Linked DNA regions of Homo sapiens: all the other regions are linked to region 1. A link is a contact called in ENCODE Hi-C or POLR2A ChIA-PET data. All regions are on one chromosome and are shown on one strand. The core of a region is the stretch at or near the end of the contact, and the rest is flanking DNA. Distances in the headings are between cores, read along the strand shown.

Region 1 (3,433 bases), core at 303-2,802:
GGAACACCAGGATAGTATTATTATTATTTTATTTTTGAGACAGAGTTTCGTTCTTGTCACCCAGGCTGGAAAGCAATGGCGCGATCTAGGCTCATTGCAACTTCTGCCTCCTAGGTTCAGGCTATTCTCCTGCCTCAGCCTCAGAGTAGCTGGGACTACAGGCATGCACCACCATCCCTGGCTAATTTTGTATTTTTAGTAGAGACGGGGTTTTGCCATGTTGGCCAGGCTGGTCTCAAATTCCTGACCTCAGGTGATCCGCCTGCCTTGGCCTCCCAAAATGCTGGGATTAGAGTCGTGCACCACCGTGCCCTGCCAACACAAGGATATTATTAATAGTATAGGAAAAATGAACTTAAGATGGATATTGTCATTATAACAGCTTCCATTTCCTGAGAACCCACTGCAGGTGCTGAGCTGAAGGTCTGACGTGCAATGTCCCACAAGTTTAACCCTCTCAGAGCATCAGAAGTTGAGTAATTATTACGTTGCTCAACTTCCTCTTCTGACAGGAGACTGAAGCTCGGAAATGTTAACAGGCTCTACCCACCTGCAAGCTCCCGTTTCCATCACCGCTGCCTCGGAGATAGCTCCAGAATTTCTTTGCATGGGAGGAGCCTAGGGAAGGGCCACGCTTTTGGAATGGAAACGTCATGGGCTTGTTTTGCTCATTTCAGTGGGAATCCCATGGCACTGCCGAGAGTATTTCTTTTTATTTTATTTATTTTGGGGGGTCGGTATTATTTTAAGATGCTAATGGAGATGGGTGGATTTGAGGACCAATGGCTTTTTTTTCCCTTTTTACTCAAAGCCCGCACAACACACTCGTTTTTAGAAGTCCAGCCTGCAGCCTCCAAACGAACTGTTGTACGTGCTGGGGACGGGGAGAGGGCGACGCTGCGGCTCTTTTCCGTTCGGGAGGTCCTTCTAGATTCCCAAAAGTCAATTTAGTCAAGTTTTGAGCTGTAACCTGTGTTGGGCGCGGTGGCTCACGCATGTAATCCCAGCAGTCTGGAAGGCCGAGGTGGAAGCCTCGCTTGAGGCCAGGAGTTCAAGATCAGCCTGAGCAACAGGGTGAGACCCCGTCTCTAATTTTTTTTTTTTAAAGAAGTCAAATTAGGCCAGGTGCGGTGGCTCACGCCTATAATCCCAACACTTCGGAAGGCAGAGGCGGGCGGATCACTTGAAGTCAGGAGTTCGAGACCAGCCTGGCCAACATGGTGAAAACCCGTCTCTACTAAAAATACAAAAATTAGCTGGGTGTGGTAGCTCACGCCTGTAGTCCCAGGTACTCTGGAGGCTGACGCAGGAGAATCGCTGGAACCTGGGAGGCAGAGGTTGCGGTGAGCCGAGATCGCGCCACTGCACTCCAGCCTGCTTGACAGAGCAAGATTCTATCTCAAAAAAAAAAAAAAAAAAATTTAAATTATTTTTCAAAAGAAGTTAAGTTAAATCCGGAGCCCGCGCGGGGGAGGGGCGAGCTGAGCGAGGGGGTGGAGCCAGCCATGGGCCCGCCCCTAAACGCCCGGAAGTGACGTTGGCGGACAAAGGCAGCGCGCGCCGCGAGCTGTCGCGTCTGGTCGTGGTCTGGCGGAGCTGCGGTTGGCTTGTGGCGTCTCCGCCGCCGCCGCCCTCCCTTCCTCTTCCCCATCTTCTTCTCTCGGTCCCGGGAGCCCCCGCCCGGAGTGAGTAGCGCGAGGCGGTGCGAAGGGTAGGCAGCCGCTGGGAGAGGGGAGGCTGCGACCCCTAACTGTTTCGGCGCCCTGAGGTCCCGGGTCCCCGGCTCGTCACGTGACCCGGCGCGTGCGCGCGGGCCGGCACAGGCCTCACGTGCGCGTCCCCAAGAGGTCTACGGGCCGGACCTGGGCAGGGACTACGGAGCAGTCCATGGGTCGGGGTACAGGAGGAAAGTCAAGGCACTCAAAGCCCAGGCAGGGCACTCCCCCACCCCGGTCCCCAGACCGCAGCAAATCCCTTTCTCTGAGCCTGTTTCCCTTCCGAGAAACAGGGATATGGAGAGCGCCCACTTGGAGGATGGATGGGAGGAATCGGTAAAATCGGTAAAATGCCCAGTTCAGAGCCTGGCACAGTTAAGTGCCCGCTGCACAGAAGTTGCTGTCGTATTTAACCTTGGGTGCCACCCGAGCGCCAGCCCGACACAGGTGCAGCTCAAAAAAGACAGCCCGAGAGCCCTTGCGGCCAAGGTCAGCCTGTCTGCAGGGAGGCTGCCATATCGAAAAGCCCAGACTTTGCTGCGCACCAACTGTGTGATCTCTCCCTCTGGACTTTGGTTTCTCCTCTGTACTATAAGTGATTGCCACAACTGGTGTCAGAGGCCCTGACAGCGGGGAGGGACAGTGTAACCGGTGGTTGTGGTGTGTAGAATGATTGCCCAGTGAGATGGGATGAGCCTCTGGGAGGAACCAGGGCTGGTATAAGGAGCCTGGATTCCCTCCTTAATTCTGTTCTCGGCTTCCTGTTTGTATGTTTAAAGACACGTCACTTCCTTTAGTGTGCTGGTTTTTCTCTATGTAAACTGAGGACTGTGCGGGGGTTGGAAGGATGCATGGAGCGTTTTGGTGGAGGCCGGAAGCCCTAGGATCACAAGGATGGCATCTAAAAAATCTCGGTGGGGGTTCTGTGCTTATAGGCAGAGGAAGCTCACTCCCCACTCTGGCTGATTTGCAGAGCTGTTTGAGTCTGCTGGCTTGGCCGCCCAGCATACCAGTAACAGTCCCCTAGGTGTGTCCAATACAGCTTCTGTGGCATTCTAAGGCAGTTTTCCCATTTGATCCTCATAGTGGGCAGAGTTGACAAGAATCTCATTTGACAGAGATTTCTAAGCTCAAGAGAGAATATGTGCCCGGCACTGTGCAAAGCACTTTAAGCTTTTCATATGCACTTTTAATCACAGCCTTTCTGTAAAGTCGGTATTACTGTTCCATTTTATAGGTGAACTGAGGAATGGTGAGGTTTAATGTCTTGTCTGTGCTTACACAGCAGGTGTGCAGAGCCAAGATTCAGATCTGGTTCATCTGGCTCCATCAGAGCCTTTGTTAGTTTTTAAATGTATCCCCTGTTTTGTCTTCTTCCCTCCCTTTCTCACTTCCTTCTTTTTCTTAGAGCACTCTGCCGTTTGCATGTGGCCTGCTGCTGTCCACAAAGATCCAGGGAGGATGGACTCTGTCCACTAGGCTGCTAGAGGGTGGAGGTAACTTTTAGGCAGGCTTTTCCGTAGAGACTTACGTGAGGAGGATGAGATGACTGCAAAAGTCTGCCGGTGACAGTTTCAGCACTGTTTTCTTCCATGGGTCGTGGGAGAAGAGATGCAGTACCTTGGGTCTGAACACCTTGGCGGGGAGGAGGAGGCAGCAGCCAGGTGACTGTGAAGGATGTAGGATCACATTTACTGGCTGAGCAGCCATTTACCAGG
Region 2 (3,433 bases), core at 560-3,059, 1.3 Mb before region 1:
GAGTTCAGTTTTGGAAGTGTTGGTGTTTAGATACCCATAGGCCGTCTACTTCATTCCATTTCTTTTTTTTAGCGTCTCACTCTGTCGCCCAGGCTGGAGTCCAGTGGCACGATCTCGGCTCACTGCAACCTCTGCTGCTTCCTGGGTTCAAGGGATTCTCCTGCCTCTGCCTCCAGAGTAGTTGGGATTACAGGAGACTGCCACCATGCCTGGCTAATTTTTGTATTTTTAGTAGAGACAGGGTTTCACCATGTTGGCTAGACTGGTCTTGAACTCCTGACCTCGTGATCCGCCCATCGTGGCCTCTCGAAGTGCTAGGATTACAGGCATAAGCCACTGTGCCTGGCCAACTTCATTCCATTTCTGCCCTGGGCTTTTTTTTTTTTTTGAGACAGAGTCTTGCTCTGTCACCAGGCTGGAGTGCAGTGGCTCGATGTCAGCTCACTGCAACCTCCACCTCCCGGGTTCCAGCGATTCTTCTGCCTCAGCCTCCCGAGTAGCTGGGACTACAGGCGCACGCCACCACATCCAGCTAATTTTTGTATTTTTTTAGTAAAGACAGGGTTTTGCCATGTTGGCCAGGATGGTCTTGATCTCTTGACCTCGTGATCCGCCTGCCTCGGCCTCCCAAATTGCTGGGATGACAGGCGTGAGCCGCCGCGCCCGGCCTGCCCTGAGCCGCCGCGCCCGGCCTGCCCTGAGCTTTTGCAACAGGCTCCAGTGGTCTCCGTGTCTCTTTCCTTATTCCCCTCAAATCATTCTCCATATTGCAGCCAGAAATTATATTTTAAAACACAATTCTAAAATGTCACTGTCTCCCAAAACCCTTCAGTAGTCTCCCACTGCTCCTAGAGACTGAAATGTTTACCTGCTTACAAGGCAGGGGTTGGCCCCTGAGCACCTTTGCAGCTCCCTCTCTAGATGGATGAAAGTCAGGCTCCCTAACTTCCACCTTCCTCTCCATGTTCCAGCATGTTCTCACCCAGAGCCTCTGGGCCTTTTGTCCTCCTCACTGGAATGCTCCTAGAGGTTTCTCTCCCCTCACAGCCACCTAGTTTACTCAGGTTTTAGAGCCCAGCAAGTCCAGTCTACTCAGTTTTCTTTTTGAAGTTCCTATAACTTCAGTTCCTTTATTTAAGTTTGAGGTTGTACATGTCTTAGTATGCTTATTTGATTACAGTTAGTCTCCCCGCTAGACTGTGAGTGCCCTAAAGGCAGGAACCTTGCCCATCCCCTTTACCACTAGCACCGATCAAAATGCCTGGCACAGGGAGGCGCAATGAACAGCTGTTGAACGAGTGACTTCCAAATCGACAGCAAAGGGGGCGGCTGGATAGCGAGTCGCCCGCTCAGGAGAGATTCTGGGTCGGAAATAAAGATCTGGGAGTCATTTATAATTCCAACCAGACGAGTAGATGGGCTGGCCCAAGCGGTGTGTAGACTGAAGAGATTCTAACTCATGCAAGATAAGCAGCTACGTGGCTCACGGTCACGTCGCAAAAAACCTGGGGGCTCTCCTCCGCCTGCTTGTGGTCCCGTACAAGGCGCTTCCCACCCTGGGTCTCTGAGCCCAGTCGGTGAAAGACGGAAGGAGACCGATTCACAGCCCCAACAGCGCCGGTGATAGTCCCTCTGCCACCCCTTTCCCTCCGCTGCCCTCCCCTCCCCTCCCCTCCCCTCGATGACTTCCTCCAACAGCTGACGAAGCTGGATCCCTGGGCACCGCCTCTTCCGTCCGCGGCACCCGGAGACGCCCGGAAATTTGCGGGCGCGCCGGAAGTTGAGGGGAGTTTCCTGCGAGCTCGGCTTCCTCAACATGGCTGCGCCCTTGTCAGTGGAGGTGGAGTTCGGGTGAGTCACAGAGCTGGGGCGCCGTGGGGATGGATTGAAGTCGTCGGGCCCAGAATTCCTTTCCTTCTGCCGTGGGGCCTGACACGGCCGAATCACTGGGTGTCCCAGTGCCCGCTGTGAGCTACGCTACCCGCCTAGGAGAGTCTGAGAGGCCAGTCTCTCTTGGCAGTGAGGCCGTCTGTCCGGAAATAGAGGCGCACATTGGGAGGGAAATGCTCTCTGTGTACCACTCGGTGCCCTGTGCTCCGCCGGAGTCGGAGGTCGTGACTGTTAGCAGGCAGCCTCTCTCTCTTCTTTTCCATTCCTATCTCGGACCAATCCCATCTGTTTGGCATCTGAGCTCCTAGAACCTAGAAGGACCACCCTCCACCCGCTGATTTCATTCTTTGGGCAGCAGTTTCTTTTTACACTGTTATTAAGGTCTTGTTTCTCGTGGGATGTAGTGGCCAGGGCGGGACTTTTTTCTTTTTCTTTCCTAAGACTTGGGGATGGTAAACAGACCTGAGCCTCCTTCAGGACAGTCAGTAAACTTGCTGATTGCCTTCTGCAGAACTGGAGTCAGGTGGAGACACGGGGACAAATAAGAAATCACACTGAAGGGAACTAACAGGGACAGTATAGTATACACAAGATGAAAAATGCAGAGATTGGGACACACACCAGTTACTGAAGAAACACAGAGCAGGGAGGAAGTCTACCCAAGGCACTATTTGTGCTTCCTACAAACAGGTTTGTCATATGGTTTCAAAGCTGAGGGAAACTGCAGAGCTTAGAGAGAAGGCAAAGAAACAGGCCTTGAAAGATGGGTGGTGTACTTTACAGTATCACGTGGAAAAGAGGAAATAGGTAGGGATGTGTGTGTGTGTGTGTGGAATAGGTAGGTGTGTGTGTGTGCCTGTGTGTGTGTAGATAAGCCAAGGTCTATGTGACAGGAAAAGTCTGGGATGGGAATCTAAAACCTCTGCCCAGTGCCTTTCTTCTCATTGGATGCCTCCCATTTCTTTCATGTTTTCCCTTAATTGGGTAGTTCATTCACCAGCCATTTATTGAGTGCCTACCATGTGCCGGGCAGCAAGCCAGACACTGAGGATACAAAGATAAATAGAAGTCTGTCCGTGCCCTACAGCGTTCAGCATTTCTGCCCCTTAGAAGGGGGGTAAGTCTCATGACTAAGTGCATTTTAATTGATATTGTCTGGCTGCTTGGATCCAATTAGAACTGTATTGGTCTGGACTCCTCACTGTTTTGCCTCACTGACCCTTGGCCCAGCTACACTCCCCAAAGCCTGGGATTCTAGGAGGATCCCTGCTTCCTTGACAGGCCTCAGCAGAGCTGGAAAGAGAGAAGCCACAGACTGCTGTGTTAAGATTTATCTGGGCCAGGCATGGAGGCTCATGCCTGTAATCCTAGTACTTTGGGAGGCTTGGGCAGGAGGACTGCTTGAGCCCAAGAATTCGAGACCAGCCTTGGCAACATGGGGAGACTTCATCTCTACCAAAAAAAAAAAAAAGAAGATTTATCTGCAGACAACTTGCCTTTCATCCTCATGAGTCAGACATGGTCTTTGTTTATCAACAATGTC
Region 3 (3,433 bases), core at 339-2,838, 1.2 Mb before region 1:
ACTTCCACTCACCTTTCATGGCTCAGTTCCAATACCATCACCTCTGGGAACCATCTCCTGCCTGCCCCAGGAGGACCGGGACCTCCTTTTCCTGTCCTCTTTTCCTTGAACCTGTATATACTTTTTTTTTTTTTTTTTTTTTTTTGAGACAAGAGTCTCACTCTGTCACCCAGGCTGAAGTGTAGTGGTGATTTTGGCTCACTGCAACCTCCGCCTTCCAGGTTCAAGGAATTCTCCCTGCCTCCTCCTCCCTAGTAGCTGGGATTACAGGCACACACCACCATGCCCGGTTAATTTTTGTATTTTTAGTAGAGACGGGGTTTCGCTATGTTGGGCAGTCTGGTCTTGAACTTCTGACCTTAGGTGATCCGCCTGCCTCAGCCTCCCAAAGTGCTGGGACTACAGGCGTGAGCCACCGCAGTCTTAAATGGTTAATGAGGATTAGGAAATCTATCAATTATTCAACAGAGAGACAATGAATGGATCAAGGGATTGGGGAGCTCCCTGACATTACAGAACAAATTCAGTATGCAGTATACTGTGAAAGCGAGGCGGAAAAGCAGGTTTTGTTTGCGAGTCTGACTTTAGGATTGCAGGTGAAACACTTGTGTGACCCTGGAGCTGTGTGGCTAAGGTGCTGCGGGGTCACTGGAGAAAGGTCAAGGGACTGTGGCCCAGTTGGCCCGGAGGTGGTTCAGGTCTCCCAGATTCCAGGGCGGCATTATGAGCCACGTGACAGACCTCCCCTGACTGGCTGACAGTGAAGCATAATTGAGAAGATGGCGGACCAGCAAGGACCTCATCAGAATAGGTCTGTACACAGAGCGGCATAGAGAGTGCAGGAGGGTAGTAGACCGGGCGCGGAGGCTCAAGCCTGTAATACAAGCACTTTGGAAGGCCGAGGCGGGTGGATCATGAGGTCAGGAGATGGAGACTATCCTGCCCAACACGGTGAAACCCCGTCTCTACTAAAAATACAAAAAAAAATTAGCCGGGCGTTGTGGCGGGCGCCAGTAGTCCCAGTTACTCGGGAGGCTCAGGCAGGAGAATGGCGTGAACCCGGGAGGCGGAGGTTGCGGTGAGCCGAGATCGCGCCACTGCACTCCAGCCTGGGCAACAGAGCAAGAATCTGTCTCAAAAAAAAAAAAAAAAAAAAAAAAAAAAAAAAAAAAAAAAGTGCAGGAAGGTAGTGAACAGAACAGCAAGGGGAATGCCGACCCTTTCTCCTGTTGGGGCCAAGACAGAGGCGATGTGGGCAGGGGAGAGGCCGGGGAATGCGCAGAAGCCGACTCCATCTCCGCATTAATAGTGGACTAGGGGCAGGGCTGGATTTTCGGAGGCAGTGTGCAGCTCCCAATAACTAGTTCCATGGGTCCTCTGTGAGCCTAGTTTCCTGGTGGGTACCGAGGGGAGGGCGTCGGAACCGTACGCTCCTTTGAGTGAGGGGAATCCGGGAGGATCCAAGGCAGGGGAAACAGGGCCGAGCGGGAAAGGCCTTGAATGGGGGGCGAGACCCGGCCAGGCCCGCTGGACGCGTAGCACGTCTCCTTGGTGACGGGACGCGTGGCCCGGAAGTGGGCGGCCCTTCTGGCGGGGCGGGGCATCTCTGTGACGCTAGGGGCTGGGCCTCGATGGCGAAACCCAAGCGGCTCCCGGGGGGGTTTGAACTGGCCAATGGGCGAGCTGCCGACCGGGTGTCGGAAAAGGAGGCGGAAGCGGGGAGGAGCCGCTGCCAGAGCCAGACTGCATCCGCCGCGGCGTCTCCATGGCACGACCCTGGCCTCCGACTTCAACGACTTCATAAGGCGGCGTTTCTGGGCGCAGCCGTGTCGCTCCTGGTGAGAGGCCGCCGGCAGGCGGGATCCAGCGCCCTCCGGGGCACCGCGGGCGAGACCGTCGCCTTCGCACCCCCGGCGCGGTCGACCCCGCGGGGCCGTCGGGTCCTGGGTTCCCCGCCGCGTTGCGCTCGTCCCCCTCCTGTCAGAACCTGGGCCCCCGCCCCGCCCACCGGCGCGGGGCCTCTCCTCCTCCCGCTAACGGGCGGTCGGCCGCCTCCTTCCTCTCTTGGCTACCACGGGGCTCTGCCCCTCCTCTGCCGCCCGCGGGCAGGGCTTCACCTTTCTCTCTATGGGCAGAAACCGGTACCCTCCTGCCTGCTGGTGGGTGGCCGTCCCTTCTCTCCGCCGACAGAGGCTCTCCCTCGCTCTGCTGCCCGTCGGCGGCATCGCCCCGACCGCCTCGTCCTCTCCTCGGGCCTCCACATGGCAGTCACTTGTACGCCCTCCGTAGGCAGCGCTGTCCCCCGGGCACCGTCTCCGGCTTGCCAGGGCCCTCGCCCGGCGGGGGGGGGTCCCGCCCGCCCCCTCCCAGCCCGGCGTCTATCCTGCTCAGAACTCTGTTCGGTTTTCCCTCGCGGCGGGGCGCCCGGGGCCCGTGCAACCTCCGCGCCTCCCTCCTTTAAACACTATTGGTCCTCTCGGGCATCTGTTCTTCCGTAACGCCCCTTCTCCTAGGAGACAGTTGTCCGGCCCCGCCCCAGCATCCCCGCGGCTCCCTGCGCGGTTCTGGCCCTCTGGGGCCCACTTGGGGCCGAGCGGTTCTCACCCGCCCTCTCCGCACGTCCGCCGGCGCCTCAGGTTTCCCCCGGTAGCCACCGGCAGTCCTCCGCGTGGGACCCGGGCGCGGTGGTCCTTTCCCTCGCGGTTCTGCCCCGTCCCCTCCCCTTCCTCCCCTCTGCCCCCAGGTCGCTCAGCCTCTACTATTTCCCCCTACTTTGGCAGGACAGTTGCTGTGCGACTTGGACAGTAGAGGAGCGCCTCCCAAGTTTTCATCCAACTGCCAACCCCAAAGCTTCCACCCTTCTCCCCTCAGAGAGGACGTTTGATGCCGGGCCCCTTGAGAGGCTCATTGACAAGCCTGCCCCTCTGGGTCCCCCTGAGCAGAGCCTGCTGACCCAATTGCCCACCTTTGCGGCTTTGATGCCTAGCCATGTCTGCCTCATCCTCAGGCGGCTCCCCCAGGTATTGCCGATGTGGGAGGCGCCTGCGCCGGAGGGCAGGGAAAGGTGGCCAGGGGTCCCCAGGGCAGGCTCGCCTGAGGCTTCCAGCTTCCTCATTGTGTTTGCTGAAAGTCTGGACCAAAACGTTTAAAAATCGTTTTTAAAGGGAAGGGGGAACGAAATGTATACACAATCCTAGCTCTACCTCCCTCGCTCCTTCCCTCCCCAGATGTCACAGCTTCCTGGAAGCAAACAGGGTCACTCTTGTTGTCTTTATATAATAGAGTACTAGGTTCAGAGCCTTTTTGAAGGGAGTCGAGGTGTAAATAAATAACACGTAGGAGGTGGATGTGGCAGTTAGCAAGATAATGGAATCCAGGTGGTTTGACAAGAAACCCACTGAGAGATTTCCCAAAGCTATTGGCTTTACGTGAA

What was found. Hi-C counts contacts between places; a loop is a spot of excess contacts on that map. ChIA-PET counts read pairs that join two places held with the same protein, here RNA polymerase II (POLR2A). Pooled maps may share reads with other maps.
Region 2: a pooled map shows a loop between it and region 1 (5-fold over the local background). The contact joins the promoter of URM1 here to the promoter of NTMT1 in region 1. A Hi-C loop is called at or near these places in 1 of 37 single-sample maps with no recorded cell type and 7 of 50 pooled maps. POLR2A ChIA-PET finds 5 or more read pairs at or near these places in 2 of 52 experiments (CD8-positive, alpha-beta memory T cell and GM12878).
Region 3: a loop to region 1 is called in a map with no recorded cell type, with 21 times the contacts of the local background. The contact joins the promoter of ODF2 here to the promoter of NTMT1 in region 1. A Hi-C loop is called at or near these places in 1 of 37 single-sample maps with no recorded cell type and 6 of 50 pooled maps. POLR2A ChIA-PET finds 5 or more read pairs at or near these places in 2 of 52 experiments (B cell and GM12878).

Annotation. Positions count from the first base shown.
Region 1 is chr9:129,624,611-129,628,043 of GRCh38, forward strand. It overlaps NTMT1 (N-terminal Xaa-Pro-Lys N-methyltransferase 1), which reads left to right and starts at 1,553. Exons shown (of 4, transcript NM_014064.4): 1 at 1,553-1,685. RefSeq lists an enhancer at 1,526-2,064 and a silencer at 1,678-1,917.
Region 2 is chr9:128,369,565-128,372,997 of GRCh38, forward strand. URM1 (ubiquitin related modifier 1) reads left to right here and starts at 1,810. Exons shown (of 5, transcript NM_030914.4): 1 at 1,810-1,851. The coding sequence starts at 1,817. RefSeq lists enhancers at 117-981, 982-1,845, 1,909-2,008.
Region 3 is chr9:128,454,418-128,457,850 of GRCh38, forward strand. ODF2 (outer dense fiber of sperm tails 2) reads left to right here and starts at 1,589. Exons shown (of 21, transcript NM_001351578.2): 1 at 1,589-1,838. The coding sequence starts at 1,675. RefSeq lists enhancers at 662-1,398, 1,272-1,361, 1,399-2,134, 1,492-1,541, 2,135-2,870 and 1 more and silencers at 1,762-2,071, 2,202-2,301, 2,332-2,481, 2,692-2,741.